Linked DNA regions of Homo sapiens: region 2 is linked to region 1. A link is an interaction called in ENCODE POLR2A ChIA-PET data of the cell type or tissue named here. Cell type or tissue: MCF 10A. All regions are shown on one strand. Each heading gives the region's core, and the rest is flanking DNA. Links, peaks and the distances in the headings are about the cores only. Region 1 holds the start of SQSTM1 (sequestosome 1). Region 2 overlaps MAML1 (mastermind like transcriptional coactivator 1).

Region 1 (9,532 bases), core at 3,102-8,101:
CTAACACAGGTGGGGGACCCTGCTTCAATACCAGCCTTTATCCACAGATGACCCCACGCCTTCTGCTCCAGAGCATCAGGGTTATAACACATGGGACACACGGGGCACACATACACTCCCACGCAACATCCACACACCCCACAAAACTACCTGAGCCCACATAGTCAGGGCAGGGACAGGCACAGAACAAAGTGGGTGCACAGGGACTCGCAGGGAGGTCGAAGAGCTGAGTCTCGTCGGGAGGCTGAGGGGGAAGAGCGGGCACTGGGCTGCGAGTGTGCAGAGCTGGAGGTGGGGGACTGCGGTAAGTACCCGTCCTGGGGTGCGGGCCCTGCTGGGAAGCATTGGGAGCAAGAAGGGTTAGATCCTCAAAGGAGGATAATTCTTCCAGAAGGTTTTCTTTGTTTTGTTTTGTTTTGTTGAGGCACCAAGATTGGAGTGCAGTGGCGCCATGTCAGCTCACTGCAACCTCCGCCTCCGAGGCTCAAGCAATTCTCTTGCCTCAGCCTCCCGACTAGCTGGGACTACAGGCACCTGCCGCCACGCCCAACTAATTTTTTTAATTTTTAGTACAGATGGGGTTTCACTCTGTTGGCCAGGCTGGTCTCGAACTCCTGACCTCGTGATCCGCCCACCTCGGCCTCCCAGTGCTGGGACTACAGGTGTGAGCCACCGCGCCTGGCCTCTTCCAGAAGGTTTTCGATGGCAGCAGGTGGAGGGGAGCGAGAGGGCCATCGCTCCTGCTGCAAGGGCAGCCCCTCCACGGGATCCCACACTCCTGACCCGTTCAGTATAGACGGGGTACTCCCGGTGCGGCCTGTCACCGCTCTGTCTGGCGCTGGCGCTCCTAGAGAAGGCCATGCCGACCTCTCCCCCACCTCGCTCCAGATTCCCCTTCTTGAGCTGCTTTTCCCACAGTCCCCCCAGGCGCCACTGAGAGCCTCCCGTCTTCGATGGGCTTGGGGCGCCTGGACCCTTCCGGGGTCACTTTGCCGTCTTCCTCCAGCCCCCCTCCCTACTCCTTGTCGCCGCCCCCCCGTCTTTTCAGGACCTTGCGCACTCAGGCTGGCCCTATGCTTTGGGGTACCCCAGCAGTGCCCCCGGGTCTCCGGCCACCCGGTGACGGAGGGAGGGAGAGGCTGGCGAGGGGGCGGCGCCTTAGGTCCCAGCGCGACCCGCCTCTCAGCCCCTCCCGCCGGCTACAGCCGCGCGGGACGGGGCAGGGACCTCGAGAACACCGGGGACTTGCGGGCCGGTGGCCCCGGGCAGGCCACTTCTGACGCGGGTGCGAGGCCTTCCGCGGGCGTGCACGGTTGGGCCGGAGCCGCGCCGGGGGCCGGGACACGCCTGGGGTCAGCGCTGGCGTCGCCGCTCGGGTGGGGTGGGCCGGGTTCGGGTCCAGTCTCCTCCCCACGGGCGGCCCGCGCCCCGTCTTCCAGTGACCCCCACATCCCTTGCGCCCCGAGCTGGAACTTCGGCAGGTTCTGCCCCGGGCCGCGCGCGCTTTCTGGGGACCAGGGCTGTGGTTCCTGCTCCGCGTCGTGCCTTTAGACACCGCCGGGCGTTCGTCCTCCATCCCTCCCCCCTTTTCCCCACTCCGCGGTTGACGAGGGCCGCCCCCAAGTGGCCATGTCCCCCGGCATGGACGACCCCTCAGTGCCCCTGAGGGCCCAGGGTCTCGCCCCCGTCCCGAGGCAGGCCATGTTTGAATTTATTTGGAGAAATTCGCCCAGCCCAGGGGACCTCTTTCTGCAGCTCTGGCCTTCCAGTAGGAGAGGGTCCCTGGGGCTCTCAGGCCTGACAACTTGGCATCACTGAATTCTCTAACCATGTCTGTCCATGACTTGAACTCCTTTTCTTTTAGAAAGATCTTTGCAAACCCCTTGTGGGCGTGCCCCTCCCATGGCCCCCGTGCCTCTTGCCTGGGCTTTGGGCTTGTCTGAAAGGGCTAAAAGGGGGTGATGCCTGGCCGGGCGGGTGGCTCACGCCTGCAGTCCCAGCACTTTGGGAGGCCGAGGTGGGCGGATCACCTGAAGTCAGGAGTTCAAGACCATCCTGGCCAACATAGTGAAACCCATCTCTACTAAAAATACAAAAATTAGCAAGGCTTGGTGGCAGGCACCTGTAGTCCCAGCTACTTGGGAGGCTGAGGCAGGAGCAGGAGAATTGCTTGAACCTGGGAGGCAGAGGTTGCAGTGAGCTGAGATCGTGCCACTGCACTTCAGCCTGGGTGACAGAGAGAGACTGTCTCAAAAAAAAAAAAAAAAAAAAAAAAAAAAGTGATGTCCAGTGCCTGGGGATTTTTCCTAGGGAGTGGTCAAGGAAGGCCCCGCTGAGGAGGAGACATTTAGGGTGGGAAGTTGCCATGTAGGGCAGGAGTGGAAAGGGTTTTGGACCAGAGGGAGAGCCAGGGAAAAGTCACCAGGTAGAATGAGCTGGCATGATTAGGAAGATGGCAAGGGAGGGCTGTGGCCCTCCCATGTGAGTGGAAGGGAGTGGCTGCAGCGCAGAAGGCCTGGAGGCCCCCGCACAGACCAGGACCTCTGTAGAGGAACTCATCCCCTGTGTCCCCTGTGATTGTCAATCTCCCTAAAGATGGCCCAGAGCAGTGCGGCCTGAATCCCTCAGTGGCCTTGTCTCTGGCTGCCCCAGCACCCACGCGGACACTTGACTCCACGCCCCAAAGAAAAGAAGCGAACCTGGGAACACCACTGCCAAGGCATAGGATTATTTGGGAGGGGGGAAGGGGGAACTGAGGAGGTGGTTACAACATGCTGGGCAGCAACAGACAGAACCAGACCACCCCTGTGGCTGCCCCGGCTGGTCTCCTGGGACCACTGGGCGCTTGGCTCAGGCCTCTCCTGCCCTCCCCACTCTTCCACCTCAGCCCCCCTGCAGTCTCTGTCCTGCCCTGACCCCCCAGCTTACAGCCCCAAAAGCAGCTAAACAACTCGCACACCCACGGGGCATCGCCTGGGAGGGCAGCCCAAATCCTTCCACTTCAGCCCCATTTGAAAGATGAGGAAATGAGAGGCTGGTCCATAGTGGGTCTCGCGGCTCAGGTGCCGAGCCTTCCCTGGGCATGCACGCCGGGCCCTGGAGGGTGGGAAGGGGCCAGTGGACGCGGGGAGCCTGCGGGGTGGGACTGCATCGGGAAAGGGGAAGGAGTCAGAGGCGAGAAGGGGGAGAGTGTCTGTCTGGCTCCAGCCGCTGCACGCTCTTCCTGCTCAGGGGACTCACGGTGACCCCGGAGCCACTCCCCAGCCCAGCCTCCAGGTAAGAGGTCACTGAGATGGGTGGCAGCAGGGGCCGGGGATCCCCCTATTACGACAGCGGTCATGGGACGCTGACTCACTGCCGGCCAGACCACCTGACCTCCGCGGCGGGAGGAGAGGGCCCTGCCAGGGGGTTCCCGCCGCGCCTTGTTTACCTCCGGGAGGCCTCGGCCTCGCGTGGGGGCAGGGCGGCCGCTGGGGCCGCAAGGCGTGCGGGGAAGGGCCAGAGCCGGGTGTCCACCCCAGCTTCCCAAAGACTCCCTCTTCTGTGCTTCCTTCTCCCCTCCCCGCCCCCCCCCCAGTCTCTTCACATGCCCCTAGCCCCCGCGGAAACTTCCCGCGATCCCAAACGGGCCAAATGGCGAGAAAGCAAAGGAGCTCCTTCTTGGGGGTGAGTGGGGCGCCTTGAGCGCTTCCTCAAAGCTATGTTCCCAGAGCCACAGGCCTTCCTTGTGTCCCTCACCCTGCTCAGACCGGGCCATAGCCGGGGGCTGGGGCAGGAAAGCCGGCCCTCGGCGGGGGCCACGTGGCTCTCAGGCGCCTGGGCTGCTGAGTCACGCTTGGCCAGCACCTGTCTGTAGGCCACAGCCTCTGCCAGCACGCCCCTCTGTGTCCCCTGCCCCTGTCTGCAAGGCAGTGGCTCCAGCAGGCCCTGGGGCATTTTCCACTCTCCACCGCCGGATGCAGGGAGAGGCCTGAACCCTCTCCACAGGGCTGCTCTGGGCAGGGTGGAAGCCTTGCCCACTTCGGAGCCCTCCGGGAAGGATCATTCACACCTGTGGACCAGCCCCTGCTGTGCGCACACCCACACATCACCTTCGCACCTGACTGGCCCCATCCAGCCACTCTTGCCTCCCTCTGGGTTTCCTCCCCTGGGAGGTTTCTCCAGCTCCTGCAAGCCCTGGGCTGAAATGGCATGAGTTGGACCCAGCAGGTTCTGACCTCCTACTCACAGGACCTTGCCTGGGAGGCTCCAGAGGGTGACCACTCGTCCTGCCCCTCTCCTTGCCCCAGTTCTGGCGGACAGGTTACTCTGGTGGCATAAAGCAGTGTTTCTTCCTTCCTAGCTGAGGAGGCTGTTGGCTGACCCCCTTGGCTGCCCACAAGGCCAACGGGCCTGAGCCCCCACAGGGCCATGGGCATTACCTGCTGAATTGAGGAGCCCATAAGGAGTCACTTGGACCACAGTGAACACTTGGCGACCACTGACACTCAGGAGACCTTAGCTGGTCCTCCAGCACCTCTCAACTCCACTCCTACTAAACTGGGAACTTCTCTGGTGCTCAGGCCAGAGTCGGGGTCCGTCACCGAGTATGCTATGCGCTGCCCATCACCGAGGATGCCATGCGCTGTAAGAGGGCTGCCACCGCGGCAGGCTGACCATGGCAGGGTCGGAACAGCAACCTGAGAGCCAGCTTGTTCTGGCCAGCAGTGCCCACTGGGCGACCTAGCAGCCTCCTGATATGGGGGCTGTGTCCCCCTCTCCCTGCACTGGGTACCCCCAACTGAGGATATTGCTGAGTCATGGCCAGGCCCAAGCCTGGGAGGGGCGAGGGGCTGGACCCCCGCCAGTACCCTGATCCCAGGTGCAGAGGCTGGAGCCCAGGCCTGTATGAGTGCCAGGGCCGGTTTCCTGGGGTCCTTGGTGCACCGGGGCAATGAAGAGAGGGGTCAGCAATGAGGGGGCCGGGAGACCTGGAGCGAGGGGTAGCGGGGAAGGGGAGAGTAGTGAAGGGGCCTCTGCAGGGCGGCTCTCGCGCCGCGACGACGGTGGCGGGGGCGGGGAGGGCGCGAGAGACTCCGCCCCTCTCGAGGCGGGGCGGGGCCTCCGCGTTCGCTACAAAAGCCGCGCGGCGGCTGCGACCGGGACGGCCCGTTTTCCGCCAGCTCGCCGCTCGCTATGGCGTCGCTCACCGTGAAGGCCTACCTTCTGGGCAAGGAGGACGCGGCGCGCGAGATTCGCCGCTTCAGCTTCTGCTGCAGCCCCGAGCCTGAGGCGGAAGCCGAGGCTGCGGCGGGTCCGGGACCCTGCGAGCGGCTGCTGAGCCGGGTGGCCGCCCTGTTCCCCGCGCTGCGGCCTGGCGGCTTCCAGGCGCACTACCGCGGTGAGCGGGCCGGGGAGCGGCGGGGGCGGTGACGCAGGCCGGACACGGCCTCCTGCCGCGGGGTGGCTGCCCCCTCCCTTCTCGGCGACGCCTGGCGGGCCGTGAGGGGGTCTGCGCTGGCTGCTCCCTGGATGGCGGTGGCCTGCATGGGTCCCCAGTTCGGCCATGGGAGCCGGCCTGGTGACTGGAGTGGTGACCAAGGCCGGGACCCGCTGCTCAGCGTCGGCCCCCTGGGGCGGTGGAGCCCTGCCGGCCGGGGGCTCGAGCCTGGGGGCGTCAGACGCCCCGCTCCACCCCCCGCGCTGTTGGGGATTTTGGCAAGGACGCGCCGGGGCGAACGCTCTGGCTCTCCGCGGGCACTGGGTGGTCAGGCGGGCACTCGGGTTACACTGACACCTTGCTGCGCCAGGTGGTGGGTTCAGATAATGCCCTGGAGGAGCCGGGCGAGCGCCGGCGAGGGGAGGGAGTGACGCGGGTAAACAAGCGCGGGGGTGCGGGGGACTCGCGAGCGCCGCGACAGCGCCTGGGAGAAGGGCACGGATCGCCGGCGGAACGCTCCGAGCCAGGTCGAGTACAGATGTTTTCCCATTGGCAAGTGGACGAGAACGTTCTTCAGAAGTGTTGGTGTTGGCACAGAAGCCCTGTTTCCTGCTGCGCTGGTGTGACCAGTGGCTGCTGGGGGTGGGGTTAGGGAGGTGGTTGTGGCCAGGAGGGCGGGAGGTGGCCAAGGCCGGCCCCTGGGAGGGTGCAGTGCTAGGACCTCCCTCTGGAGCGCTGCCAGCATACCAGGCCCTCTCCTATTCTTAAAAAAAAAAAAATTGTGATGTTATTGAGCTGTAACTGAAATAAGGGTTCACCCATTTAGTGTACAAGTCAGTGGTTTTCACTATTTTCATAGGTTTGTGGACCATATTCAGTGTGAGAGCTTTTCATCACCTTATAAACGCCATACATACCTTTTATCACCCTCTTATCCACATGCCCCCAGCAACCTCCTTTCTGTATCTATTCATCTTGCAATCCTGGACATTTCATGTAAATAGAATCAGACAATGTAGTCTTGCAAGTGGTTTCTTTCACTTAGTGTAATGTGTTCAGTGTTGTGGCACATATCAGAACTAGTTTTTTTTGGAGGAATAATATTCTGTTGTGTGGACAGGCCATGTTTTGTTTACCTGTTCATTAGTTGACAGACATTTGGGTTGTTTGCATCTTTGGGTGCCTCACCTGTGCCCTCGGTGGATGGCGTGGTTTGGTCTGCACAGCTGTGCTTTAAAGCCATTTCAGCTCATATGTATCTGTCACAAATGGAGACTACATACAAATACGTGTCTTTCAGCTTTGTTAGGGAAGGAAGCAGGCAGATGCCCTTGTCTTCTCCTTTACTCCCAAGCCACTAGAAGTCTAAGGCCTTTGTGGGGCTGGGCCCCTCAGGAGCAGGTCACAGGCAGGGATCTCCCACAGTTGAAGACGGACATGGGCCTGGTCGGATGGGGAATGAGGTGGCACGTTTCTGAAAAGGCAGCTGGCCCAAGGCTAAATAAGTGCAGCAGCCAAAGCTGCTGCCCCTGTGCACAGGCCCTCCGCCCCCTGCATGTGGCTGTGGTCCAGGGCCCAGGTCGGAGCACTCACCTTCCAGGAGGTGCCAGAGCAAGGGGGTAGTCTTGCCTCTCACTCCTGCCCTCTGTGGCTCAAGTAGGTGTGTTTGTTTATAGCCCTGTGAGTGTCCCTTTCATACTTGCCTCAGCCCATTCCAGCAGCTTATGTCCAGCTGAGAACCCCTGGGTGCTCACGTGCTGTCTTTTAAACAATCTAGATGAGGACGGGGACTTGGTTGCCTTTTCCAGTGACGAGGAATTGACAATGGCCATGTCCTACGTGAAGGATGACATCTTCCGAATCTACATTAAAGGTAAGGGGCTGCTCTGGGGGCTGCCTGAAGCCAGCTCAGCTTGTACTCAGTTCCCTGCTGAGTAAAAAACAGGGCTCGATGTTCCACCAATGAAGGGGTCAGCAATTTGAGGGCTGTTTAAGACAGAGACATAGGCCAGGTGTGGCTCACGCCTGTAATTCCAGCACTTTGGGAGGCCGAGGCGGGCAGGTCACCTGAGGTCAGGAGTTTAAGAACAGCCTGGCCAACATGGTGAAACCTTGTCGCTACTAAAAATACAAAAATTAGCCGGGTGTGGTGGTACATGCTTCTAGTCCCAGCTACTCAGGAGGCTGAGACGAGAATCACTTAAACCTGGAGAGCGGAGGTTGCCATGAGCCGAAATCACATGACTGTACTCCAGCCTAGGCGACAAAAAAAAAAAAAAAAAAAAAAAAAAAAAAAAAAAGACATTTTAAGTGCTGTGCCTGACCTGAGAAAGAGGAGTCCATGTTCACTCTAGGGATGGGGTCTGGTGCCGTGGTGCTTGGGTTAGGGATGGGGTCTGGTGCCGTGGCGCTTGGGTGAAGGGCAAGGCCAAAGCTGTGCAGACAGGGCTCCTTGCTGCTGCTCTGCTGCCTGGGCCAAACAGACACAGGGACTGGGAACCTCCTAGCAGGTTCTTGGTGGCTCTGCTGCCCTCACCTAAGTGGCTGAATTTTGTGTGGATTCCATGCTGGAGAGCAGGGCCGGGGGCCTTGCTGGCAGTGACAGCCCCACAGTGACGACAGAGGGGGAGGACTTTAGGGGGTCCCACCCTAGCGGCTCTCTTTACCCTTCCTGTAGAGAAAAAAGAGTGCCGGCGGGACCACCGCCCACCGTGTGCTCAGGAGGCGCCCCGCAACATGGTGCACCCCAATGTGATCTGCGATGGCTGCAATGGGCCTGTGGTAGGAACCCGCTACAAGTGCAGCGTCTGCCCAGACTACGACTTGTGTAGCGTCTGCGAGGGAAAGGGCTTGCACCGGGGGCACACCAAGCTCGCATTCCCCAGCCCCTTCGGGCACCTGTCTGAGGTGAGCAGGCCCTCTGTGCAGGCCTGGGGTGGGCTCAGGGTGGCAGGAACCTTGACCCGCTCACTGCCTGCCGCTCTGCTAATTCCTCCCCCAGGGCTTCTCGCACAGCCGCTGGCTCCGGAAGGTGAAACACGGACACTTCGGGTGGCCAGGATGGGAAATGGGTCCACCAGGAAACTGGAGCCCACGTCCTCCTCGTGCAGGGGAGGCCCGCCCTGGCCCCACGGCAGAATCAGGTGAGGCTTGTGTTGGAACCTGCTTCTGATTGGTGACAGTAGTCAGGCAGCCTGTGTGCAGGGCCCTTGTGCAAAGCGTGTGTGCAAGGCAAGAATTCAGGATACCCCCCACCTTCCTGGTGCCCTACAATCACACAAGAACCCTGCAAAGTGGGGTGTATTCTCTCCATTTCCCAAATGGGGAAACTGAGGTGCCTAAGTGCCTGAGGCCACAAATTTACCTGCACAGCCCTTCCTACCTCAGGAGGCTGCCCTCTCAAGGTACCCTGAGGTGCAGGCAGGGAGGCCCTTCCAGCCCAGGGGTCTTTGATGCACTTTGTTCTCTTTTGTGATGGTTGTCAGGAAGATCAGAGCCAAAGTTGCTGAAGTCCTTTGAAACATAGTTATAAGTGAAAGACTTACCGTTAGCTTTGTAGTCTAGATTTTTGGATTCTGATTTTATTAATGTTACTGTGTCCTGTGAATCACCTCACCCTTTGGGACAAAGATGGGGATGTTTGCTTGACTTTGAGTAAATAACATATTTACTCAAGGAGGTGATCAATATTCACAGTGTACTGAGCCTGAGCCTCTGTGGGGTTGCTGAGCACCAGGGTCACAGATGAGGGGGAGATGGCACGGGAGAGTGGAGATGCTCTCTGTGCAGGGCCAGGGGGTGCAGAGTGGGAGGAAGGAGAGGGGGATGCTGAGTGGGTCACTGGACAAGATGTCCGGGTTAAAGGTCACCCGGGAACACAGGGACCTTGGCAAGAAGGTGACAGGACTGTGACAGGTATCCAAGGCATTAAAGATATCTTTATCTTATCTTTGTAAAAATCAAAGCTTCTGGTCCATCGGAGGATCCGAGTGTGAATTTCCTGAAGAACGTTGGGGAGAGTGTGGCAGCTGCCCTTAGCCCTCTGGGTGAGTGCACCTCCTTGCCCAGTGCTTCCCTAACTCAGCCTGCACTTTATGTAACTTTCACCTGGAA
Region 2 (9,532 bases), core at 2,699-7,698, 58 kb before region 1:
AAAGTGCTAGGATTACAGGCGTGAGCCACCACACCCGACCATTTTTTTTTCTTTTTTAAAAATATTTTACTGGCCCAGCGCGGTGGCTCACACCTATAATCCCAGCACTTTGGGAGACCAAGGTGGGCAGATCACTTGAGGTCAGGAGTTCAAGACCAGCCTCGCCAACATGGTGAAACCCCGTCTCTACTCAAAATACAAAAATTAGCCAGGCATGGTGGCGCACGCCTGTCATCCCAGCTACCCGGGAGGCTGAGGCAGGAGAATAGCTTGAACCTGCAGAGGTTGCAGTGAGCTGAGATCGTGCCACTGCACTCCAACTGGGGCAACAGAGCAAGACTCCGACTCAAAAAAAAAAAAATTACAAAGATTGTTTGTGGCGCTGGTATGTGGGATTTCCTCACAGCACAGTTCATTTTTCTGGTAATGACAGCTGCTGGGTATCTGCGCTTCACGAAGGTGCTCCTATTTGTACGGTTTGAAACTGACTCACTCTGTCCTGCTGCTGGTGTTTGACATGCAAGCTTCTCTTTCGGCATCACTCTCGGAAGTGGGATCAATTCACCAAGTCTGTTCTGACAAAGGGAGTCTGTCGGCAGCAGACCCCAGCATTCAGAAGGGATCCTTCTTGAGACATCAAACCTCAGGAAACCTTGTGTAATTTTCTCAGTTTCAGTGGCAATAAAACAGGAACAATGATGCTCATCCTCTAGGGTTGTTTTGAAGGTTGAGTGAGATCCTGAATTCACTGGGAATAATAGGTTAAGAATGATTAACTGGGAATACATCATAAGTAACTGGAAATGAGGGGTCAGCAAGCACATGACTTAAGTCAGGACTTCTTCCTACAGCACTTGGTTCAGATTTGTGCTTTATCAAATTAACAAGTTGCTACTTGACATGGATTTCCCTTCCTCAAGTCACTGAAAACTTGAGTGTTTCATGAAATGGACCTACTTTACCTGAAGAGAGGGTCAGGGCTCCCGAGTGTCCTGTGGACATACAGGGACTGGGAGAGAAATGTTGACCATGGGATTGGGTTGGAATTGCCAATAGTTAACAATTATTGCCTTAAAAACTTCTGATGTTGTAAGTCCTACCCTCACGTGGAGTCCCAGTGAGCCACGCTGGTGGAGTCCCTCTGACTCTGATGAGGAACACAGGTTGGGAGGGCAGGATCTCAACACATGGTTAAAATAATTCAAGTGAGAGATATGTGTGTTAATGAATGGAGAGAAGTGGGTGGGTTCAAGAAATATTAAGGAGGTAGACTCTACAGGACTTGGGTACCAGTTGTATGTAGGGACTAAGGAGGAGCGGGAGGGAGGCTGGTTTCTGGTTTATGTGACAGGGCGGCTGGTAGTGACAGTCTTATGTGGGAACAGAGGAAAGGAAACAGGACTGGGGAGAGGCTGGCCTCAGCTTTGGACAGATGTCATCTGAGTCATCACTCAAGTGGACAGGGGCTCAGTAGGTCTTCGGATAGACAGAAGTAAGAGCTCTGCAGAGGTGGGGCATCAGATGGCACATTTATTCACAGACACTTATCAAGTGCTGGGCACTGTCGAAGGCACTGGGGTCTCTGCTTGGCATTCTAGTGTCGGGTTAGGCCCTGACACTAGATGAGTGCCTCTGGTGAGGGGATCAGCAAGAAAGTACTATGGTGTGGGTGGTAGGTGATGTGGATGATGGAGGAGATAAGCCACCTGAATTAGAAGCTGAGTCATCCCCAGAAAAGTTAGAGGGAAGAGGTGCTCTGGGCAAAGAGAAGAGCAGGTGCAGAGGCCCCAGGCAGCACTGAGCAGGCACATTTGAGAAGCTATAAGCTGTAAGCCAGCCGCATGACCCCAGCATGCTGCACAGCAGGGAGGGCTATGAGGGAAGTTGGAAGGGACAAGGGCTGAGTGGATCAGCGTTTGGTTCCCAGACAGTTGGGTTTATTTGAGTGTGATGTTCAGTCATGGGAATTTGAAGGCATGGGAATGTGTGAAATCTCTCAGGTAGACTATGTAGAGTAAAAGGGGGAGAGGACTGTACTATTTGATAGAAGGGCAGGAGAAGGGGAGACTTCTCAAAGGATACTAGAAACAACCAACCATAAAAGCAGAAGAGGATACAAGAAAAGTGGTAAAGAAAAAGGGAACTTTAAAGATGGAAGCAGGCCGGGCGCAGTGGCTCATGCCTGTAATCCCAGCACTTTGGGAGGCCGAGGTGGGCAGATCACAAGGTCAGGAGATCGAGACCATCCTGGCTAACACAGTGAAACCCCGTCTCTACTAAAAATACAAAAACAAAGTTAGCCGGGCGTGGTGGCAGGCGCCTGTAGTCCAGCTACTTGGGAGGCTGAGGCAGGAGAATGGCATGAACCCGGGAGGTGGAGCTTGCAGTGAGCCGAGATCGCGCCACTGCACTCCAGCCTGGGTGACAGAGCGAGTCTCCGTCTCAAAAAAAAGATGGAAGGAGGCCAGGTGCAATGGCTCACACCTGTAATCCCAGCACTTTAGGAGGCTGAGGCAGGAGGGTCGCTTCGGCCCAGGAGTTTGAGACTAGCCTGGACAACATAGTGAGACTCCTGTCTCCACAAAAGCAAAAAAATTAGCCAGTTATGGTGGTTCATGCCTGTGGTCCCAGCTACTCAGGAGGCTGAGGCGGGAGGATCACTTGAGCCCAGGAGTTTGAGGCTGCCATGAGCCTTGATCATCACCCATTGTACTCCAGCATGGGTGACAGAGTGAGACCCTGTCTCTTAAAAAAAATTAATAAAGGGCTGGGTGAGGTGCCTCACACCTGTAATCCCAGCACTTTGGGAGGCCGAGGTGAGCGGATCACCTGAGGTCAGGAGTTTGAGACCAGCTGGCCAACATGGCGAAACCCCATCTCTACTAAAAATACAAAATTAGCTGGACATGGTGGTGCACGCCTGTAATCCCCGCTGCTCGAGAGACTGAGGCAGGAGAGTCACTTGAACCTGGGAGGCAGAGGTTGCAGTGAGCCGAGATTGCACCATTGCACTCCAGCCTGGGCAACAAGAGTGAAACTCCGTCTCAATAATAATAATAAAGATGAATTATTAAGTGGCAGATGATAAGAGGGAGAGGAAGGGAGTGCAGGGAGAGAGGGAAAGGAAGGACTGAAAATATGGCCTATGTGTAACAGTAGGAAGATCATTGCTGGCCTTGGAGAAAGCAGTTCTCAACTCCTCCCTTCCTTTTCCCCACATCCCATTGATTTCCAGATTGGCCAGGAATGTAATCCATATTGCCATAGATCAAGGTGCTGGCTCTAAGGGGTGGGAACTGGTGGAGTTTGGCTGACAGGAAGATGATAGAAGAGGTAAAAAAGAGGAGGCAGGAGGAAAAGCAAATTTCCTGATGAGTAGGGCTAGAAAGGGGCATTGGCTGCCAGTGTGTAAGGAGCACTCATGAAAGAACCACGCGTGTCTTCAGCAGCTGTGTCTGTCAGCTCAGAGTGGAAGCATGTAGGTATTGTCATTTTTTGGTGAGTTTGGCCACAAAGCATTCTGGGAGTGCAGCGGTGGGTGGTTGAAGAAGGAGGAAGTGGAGATAGGCAAAGGATTATCCTTCCTATAAGGCTAGTGCATGGTGGGTGAGAGACTGACAGGATGCTGCTTAGGAGTCCAAAAGGTGTGGCCAGCTCCAGCTTGATTCAGAGCAGTGGTGGTATCCTGGAGCTCCTCTCCCAGAGCAGAGGATGGCAGGTGGCGCCTGGAGAGTGTGGCCTCCCAGCGAGGGAGCTGGCACAGGCTAGGATGGGACTTAGGTCAGCGGGGTGTCTTGGTGGAAGGCTGAGCACACGTGGTTCTCCAGCCGACCACGAGCATCTGATCATATTATCTCCCAGGACTGGGTCCTCCTGGAACCCTGTACACTGCAGAAACTCTTCAGTAGTTACAACAGGAACCTTTGAGCTGAGCACCCAGAAGTACCAGATGTGCTGGAGCAGGCTCCTGTATTTATACGTGGCAGCCAGTCTAGTATTGCTTTATAGCACCTTCTGTGTCTGTTCTTACATAACTTTTAATCTGTTCAGGCTGTTTGCCCATCTCTATTGTGATTCTTTGAGTTCAGGCTCCAAGGCTCACTCATCCTTGCCCTGCATATCAGACACTCCTGCAAATGCTCAGGGCTTAAAAATCTGCCGGGGCCACCACATTACACACTCCTATCCCCGTCTACGTTATTCCAGTTAAATTTTGTGAGTAGTTGACAAAATGCCCTACTGTTTCCTTTGGTTAAAAGCAATAGGTATTACAAAATTCAGTTGTTACATTGGAACTTGTCTGCAGCTGTTTGCATGTGAATATTGAATGAGGGAGTGGTAGCTTTTGTAATTGTTAGGGCAAAGAAAGATTCTGTTTCTAATCTGAGACAACCAGCTGACTCATCAAGTGCCTTGACCCTTTAGATTTCCATCTTTCTTTTTCCCCTAGGAAGATGGAAAACTGAGCTCCCAGGTTTACAGATAGCCCAGACCTGGCACTGTGGAACAAAAGAAAATGGTAGAAAAGATGAAAATCAAGGAAATGTTAGCAACTAATTTTTATTTCCTCTGACCATTTAAATGGGTATGAATTTACCTTCCACAAGGAAAACTTTTCAAATAATGGCTTTTTATAAAGGGTCTATTTTATGTGCGTGGTTCCCTTCCACCCCTAGGTGGCAGGAGAAAGCAGAAGAACCTGCATGAAAGTAAAGCAAACGTCCTGCAGCTGTGGGGCGGTGTTCTGAATCCTAGGATTGTTGCTTACCTCTGCCCTGCAGTTCCATTTGTCAGGCATTCCTGCGATTTTTTTTTTTTTTCAGACCGACTTAGTTACCCATATATGGATTTTTAAAAATACTGACTTGGCTAGGATTTATAGAGCACTGTGTAGTCAGCTTTAACAGTTAAGAAATAAGCAAATCTTGATGTGGGGAAAAGAAGAACAGGAACATTAGAATTGGGGATTAGAGGTTGAGAAAATGGTCCTCCCTGGTGTCCAGTGGGTAATCTGCTGTTGAGAACTGATGCCCGTGGAGTTGCCCCAGGCAGGACGCCCAGGCCAGGGCACTTCACCTGGGCCCCTGGGGTTGGTGTGGAGAGTCAGGTGGCCTTTCTCTGCAGCCGGAGAAGCTAGCACAGGGGGCTCCCCGTCTCCTCTGAATCCTGTCTAAAGATAATAATGAGGGCTGTTACTTGGAACATTTTCTAATAACATGCTATAGATGCTTAGGGTTTATGGGAAGGGGGGATGGTACTGGGGGTGGGGGATAAAGGACAAAAACGTAATAAAGTAAACACAGGAAAGGAGCAGCATGTGTTTGGAAGCTGAGCATAGGCACTCCCTCTGAGCAGTGGAGTTGAGTCCTGACTGCAGCACATGCAGGTGAGGAAGCAGTAGAAGGAGTCCGTCTTCTGTCCCCTTCCCATCCCTTCTGACATGTTCTTATCTTGAAATCGCCGCCCCTGAACTCCCAGGGTACTTACTGTGTGCTGCTCTCACTCTGTAGCCCTGTCTGTGTATGTCCCATGTCCTGAAAGCCCACCCGAGGAGGAGCTGTCTTCTTTGTCTTTATGTTCCCCACAGCACTTGTCTCTGGCACAAGGCAGAATCTTAATAACTTCAGTGGCATGAATCCATCGAGGAGCAGATGGGAAGCAGAGTCACAGTGTCACACCAGACAGATTATGTTCAAGCAAATAGTCCCAATAAGAAGTAGTGAGGGGCCGGCCGGGCGCAGTGGCTCACACCTGTAATCCCAGCCCTTTGGGAGACTGAGGTGGGCAAATCACCTGAGGTCTGGAGTTCAAGACCAGTCTGACCAACATGGAGAAACCCCGTCTCTACTAAAAATACAAAATTAGCTGGGCATGGTGGCACATGCCTGTAATCCCAGCTACTCTGGAGGCTGAGGCAGGAGAATGGCTTGAACCCTGGAGGCGGAGGTTGCTGTGAGCCAAGATCACGCCATTGCACTCCAGCCTGGGCAACAAGAGCGAAACTCTGTCTCAAAAAAAAAAAAAGTGAGGGGCTGGGCACAGTGGCTCATGCCTGTAATCCCAGCACTTTGGGAGGCTGAGACGGGTGAATCACTTGAGGCCAGGAGTTTGTGACCAGCCTGGCCAACATGGTGAAACCCCGTCCCTACCAAAAAATACCGGAAGTTAGCCAGGCACAGTGGTGCACATCTGTAATCCCAGCTACTTGGGAGGTTGAGGCATGAGAATTGATTGAACTCAGGAGACGGAGGTTGCAGTTAGCTGAGATTGTGCCACCGCACTCCACCCAGCCTGGCGGCAGAGCAAGGCTCCATCTCAAAACATATATATATATATAATATATATATGTGTGTGTGTGTGTGTGTGTGTGTACTCTCTGGCATTTTTTTGTTGGCTCCATTCTTGGGCATACCGCCAGACGAGATGGCTGTGGGCAGCCTCATGCCTGTCTCCTGCAGAAAGAGGACTGCAGAAGCACTTTAGCTAGACATCAGTTCTGACTGGCCAGGTATAGGACCGTCAGGGAAAATGGAGGTGTGTCCCCAGAAATGGGAGTGTACACTATGCAAGCAGAACCCACTGGCGAGCATTGCAGGGACATCAGCCCTTGGCTTGTTACTGTCATAGCAGAGCAAATTCATATGTATCTTAAGTCATTCTTTTCAATGTTTTTCAGCATCTTCATGATACAGTTAAGAGGAATCTTGACAGCGCCACTTCCCCTCAGAATGGCGATCAACAGAATGGCTACGGGGACCTCTTTCCTGGGCATAAGAAGACTCGCCGGGAGGCCCCTCTGGGAGTTGCCATCTCTTCCAATGGACTGCCTCCAGCCTCCCCCCTCGGTCAGTCTGACAAGCCTTCTGGAGCCGACGCCCTGCAGTCCAGTGGGAAGCACTCTCTGGGGCTAGACTCTCTCAACAAAAAGCGTCTGGCTGACTCCAGCCTTCACTTGAATGGAGGCAGTAACCCCAGTGAGTCATTTCCTCTGAGCCTGAATAAAGAACTGAAGCAGGAGCCTGTCGAAGACCTGCCTTGCATGATCACTGGGACTGTCGGCTCCATATCGCAAAGCAACCTCATGCCAGACCTCAACCTTAACGAGCAGGAGTGGAAGGAGCTCATCGAGGAGCTGAACAGGTCGGTGCCCGATGAAGACATGAAGGACCTGTTTAATGAGGACTTCGAGGAGAAGAAGGACCCAGAGTCTTCTGGCTCTGCCACACAAACCCCCTTGGCACAGGACATTAATATTAAGACGGAATTCTCTCCAGCAGCCTTTGAGCAAGAACAGTTAGGCTCTCCACAAGTGAGGGCCGGGTCTGCAGGGCAGACCTTTCTGGGGCCTTCCTCTGCCCCTGTGAGTACAGATTCCCCCAGCCTAGGGGGCTCCCAAACCTTATTCCACACCTCTGGTCAGCCCCGGGCGGACAATCCCAGTCCAAACCTGATGCCGGCATCAGCCCAGGCCCAGAACGCACAAAGAGCCCTTGCAGGTGTGGTATTGCCCAGTCAGGGCCCAGGAGGGGCCTCAGAGCTGTCCTCTGCCCACCAGCTCCAGCAGATCGCTGCCAAGCAGAAGCGCGAGCAGATGCTCCAGAACCCACAGCAGGCCACCCCGGCACCAGCCCCGGGCCAGATGTCCACATGGCAGCAGACGGGGCCCTCCCACAGTTCCTTAGATGTCCCTTACCCCATGGAGAAGCCTGCCAGCCCTTCCAGCTACAAGCAAGACTTCACTAACTCCAAACTGCTCATGATGCCTAGTGTGAATAAGAGTTCCCCTCGGCCCGGAGGCCCCTACCTCCAGCCCAGCCATGTGAACCTGCTGAGTCACCAGCCACCGAGTAACTTGAATCAGAACTCCGCGAATAACCAGGGGTCTGTGCTGGACTACGGCAATACAAAACCCCTTTCTCATTACAAAGCGGACTGTGGGCAAGGCAGCCCGGGGTCTGGCCAGAGCAAGCCAGCCCTGATGGCTTATCTTCCCCAGCAGCTGTCCCATATAAGTCACGAGCAGAACTCCCTGTTTCTGATGAAGCCAAAGCCAGGAAATATGCCTTTCCGATCACTGGTTCCACCTGGCCAGGTAAGTATGAGCCTTTGCTTTCTGTTCCTCTGCTGCAGACACTTCAGTGAGGTTACTCACTACTTTGGATGTTAATTGGATCCGAGGTAGTTGTGGGAAGAGGGAGGAGGGAATAGCTGCTGTCATCCTTGCTCCTCTTGGGAGTGGAAATTTATAAAATAAACCAGGGTTGATTGTTAATAAAAAATAGGGTAAAGTTCCCTGGCATAGCTTGATTATTAACTGCACGAAGGTTTCAGGAATCACCTGCATTTAGTCCACTGTCTCTTTCGTGCCGTAGGATTTAAATTAAGTAATTTGCGACTGTGTTTTGCAGATAAACATTACGTTTCACGTGCTTCTTAGAGGCTTGGCTTTTTTTTTTTTTTTTTTTTTTTACTACCTTTCAGATCTCCATGTACAAAATTCCCTAATTTTTGGTAAGCTTATAACATTGTAGGCATGTGCTGCTTCCCAGCACAGCTCAGCTCTGTGCTTACTTCATCATGGTTCTAAAGCCCGGTAGCATCAAATGGAAAATGGCCCTTCGGGTTGTTTCCTGTTTTCCGCTAGTGCAGATAAGCCTGCAGTGAACGTGAATTTGTAATACATGCTAAAATTTTGCAAATTAAAAAGCCCAGTGCCGGTAATATCATGAGGAAATAGACACACTCCTGTATTGATGAGAGTGTGTAAATGAGCTCACTGCTTTTGGGAAGTCATTTGACATTATGTATTTTTCACATGCTGTAAAATGTTCATATGCATTGACACACTATATACCCGACAAGTTGATCTAAAGAAATAATCCAAAATAAAAGAAAAAGTTATATCCAAGATATTCATTGTGTGGTTATTTCTAATAGCCAAAAACTGTAAGCCATTTAAGCATCTCCCAGTGCTGATAATTCCACTTACTTCAGCCAGTAAGATGTCTCACGCCGTTCAGCACCCCCTGAAGAGAGGCTCAGCTGCACACAGTGAGGGTGCTTGCCATCTGGGTAGCACTTTGCAACTTACGAAGCACTCTCAGTAGTTCTTAAGCTTCTGGTGATTAGAGTGAAGAAATTATACCAGAATCTTAGAATGAATAACTAGAAAGGAGCTCAACAATTTGAACTGGTTTAAATAATGATTGCTTTTTGCCTATCTTCTGCTAAGTTCCCCTTTTCTTCTAAGTGTCAGTAATGACGGGATAATATTGTGGTGGCCTTTGACATGACTCTCACTTGTGGTCTATATATTGACAGAGAATATCTGTTAAAGTTCTCATTGATTCTCAGTATTTTTTGAGGATGGGTATTTGACAAAAGCTAAGCAGTCTCTTCCAGTAAAATGCTTGCGCAGATGTACAGTTTCGGGTCGTTCAGGGATAGCCCGAAATCCAAGGTTTATGCACATGGGACAGAGTGGTCTCCATTGACCAAAGCCCCCTTCAAAGTGTTCTTCCCCTAGGCCGGG

The links. Peaks named below come from ENCODE experiments on the same cell type or tissue, not always from the same donor. Only the 100,000 strongest peaks of a DNase experiment are listed, where the experiment ranks them.
Region 2: POLR2A ChIA-PET joins it to region 1 with 15 read pairs; 12 of 35 experiments call an interaction of 5 or more read pairs at or near these places.

What each region holds. Positions count from the first base shown.
Region 1 is chr5:179,815,762-179,825,293 of GRCh38, forward strand. It overlaps SQSTM1 (sequestosome 1), which reads left to right and starts at 5,144. Exons shown (of 8, transcript NM_003900.5): 1 at 5,144-5,380; 2 at 7,197-7,292; 3 at 8,097-8,326; 4 at 8,421-8,562; 5 at 9,385-9,465. The coding sequence starts at 5,176. RefSeq lists silencers at 921-1,370, 3,469-3,648, 4,949-5,198, 5,309-5,568, 5,579-5,758 and 1 more and enhancers at 2,514-3,223, 2,926-4,125, 3,179-3,478, 3,879-4,038, 4,646-5,355 and 2 more. In MCF 10A, for the core only: a CTCF peak has its summit at 5,298; DNase peaks (open chromatin) are centred at 3,360, 3,940, 4,080, 6,040 and 2 weaker places.
Region 2 is chr5:179,758,650-179,768,181 of GRCh38, forward strand. MAML1 (mastermind like transcriptional coactivator 1) reads left to right here. Exons shown (of 5, transcript NM_014757.5): 2 at 6,677-8,092. Among named protein-coding and RNA genes, the nearest start is that of LTC4S, 31 kb to the right of the region's middle. RefSeq lists an enhancer at 1,599-1,678. In MCF 10A, for the core only: a CTCF peak has its summit at 4,676 (motif pointing right); DNase peaks (open chromatin) are centred at 4,702, 6,432 and 6,952.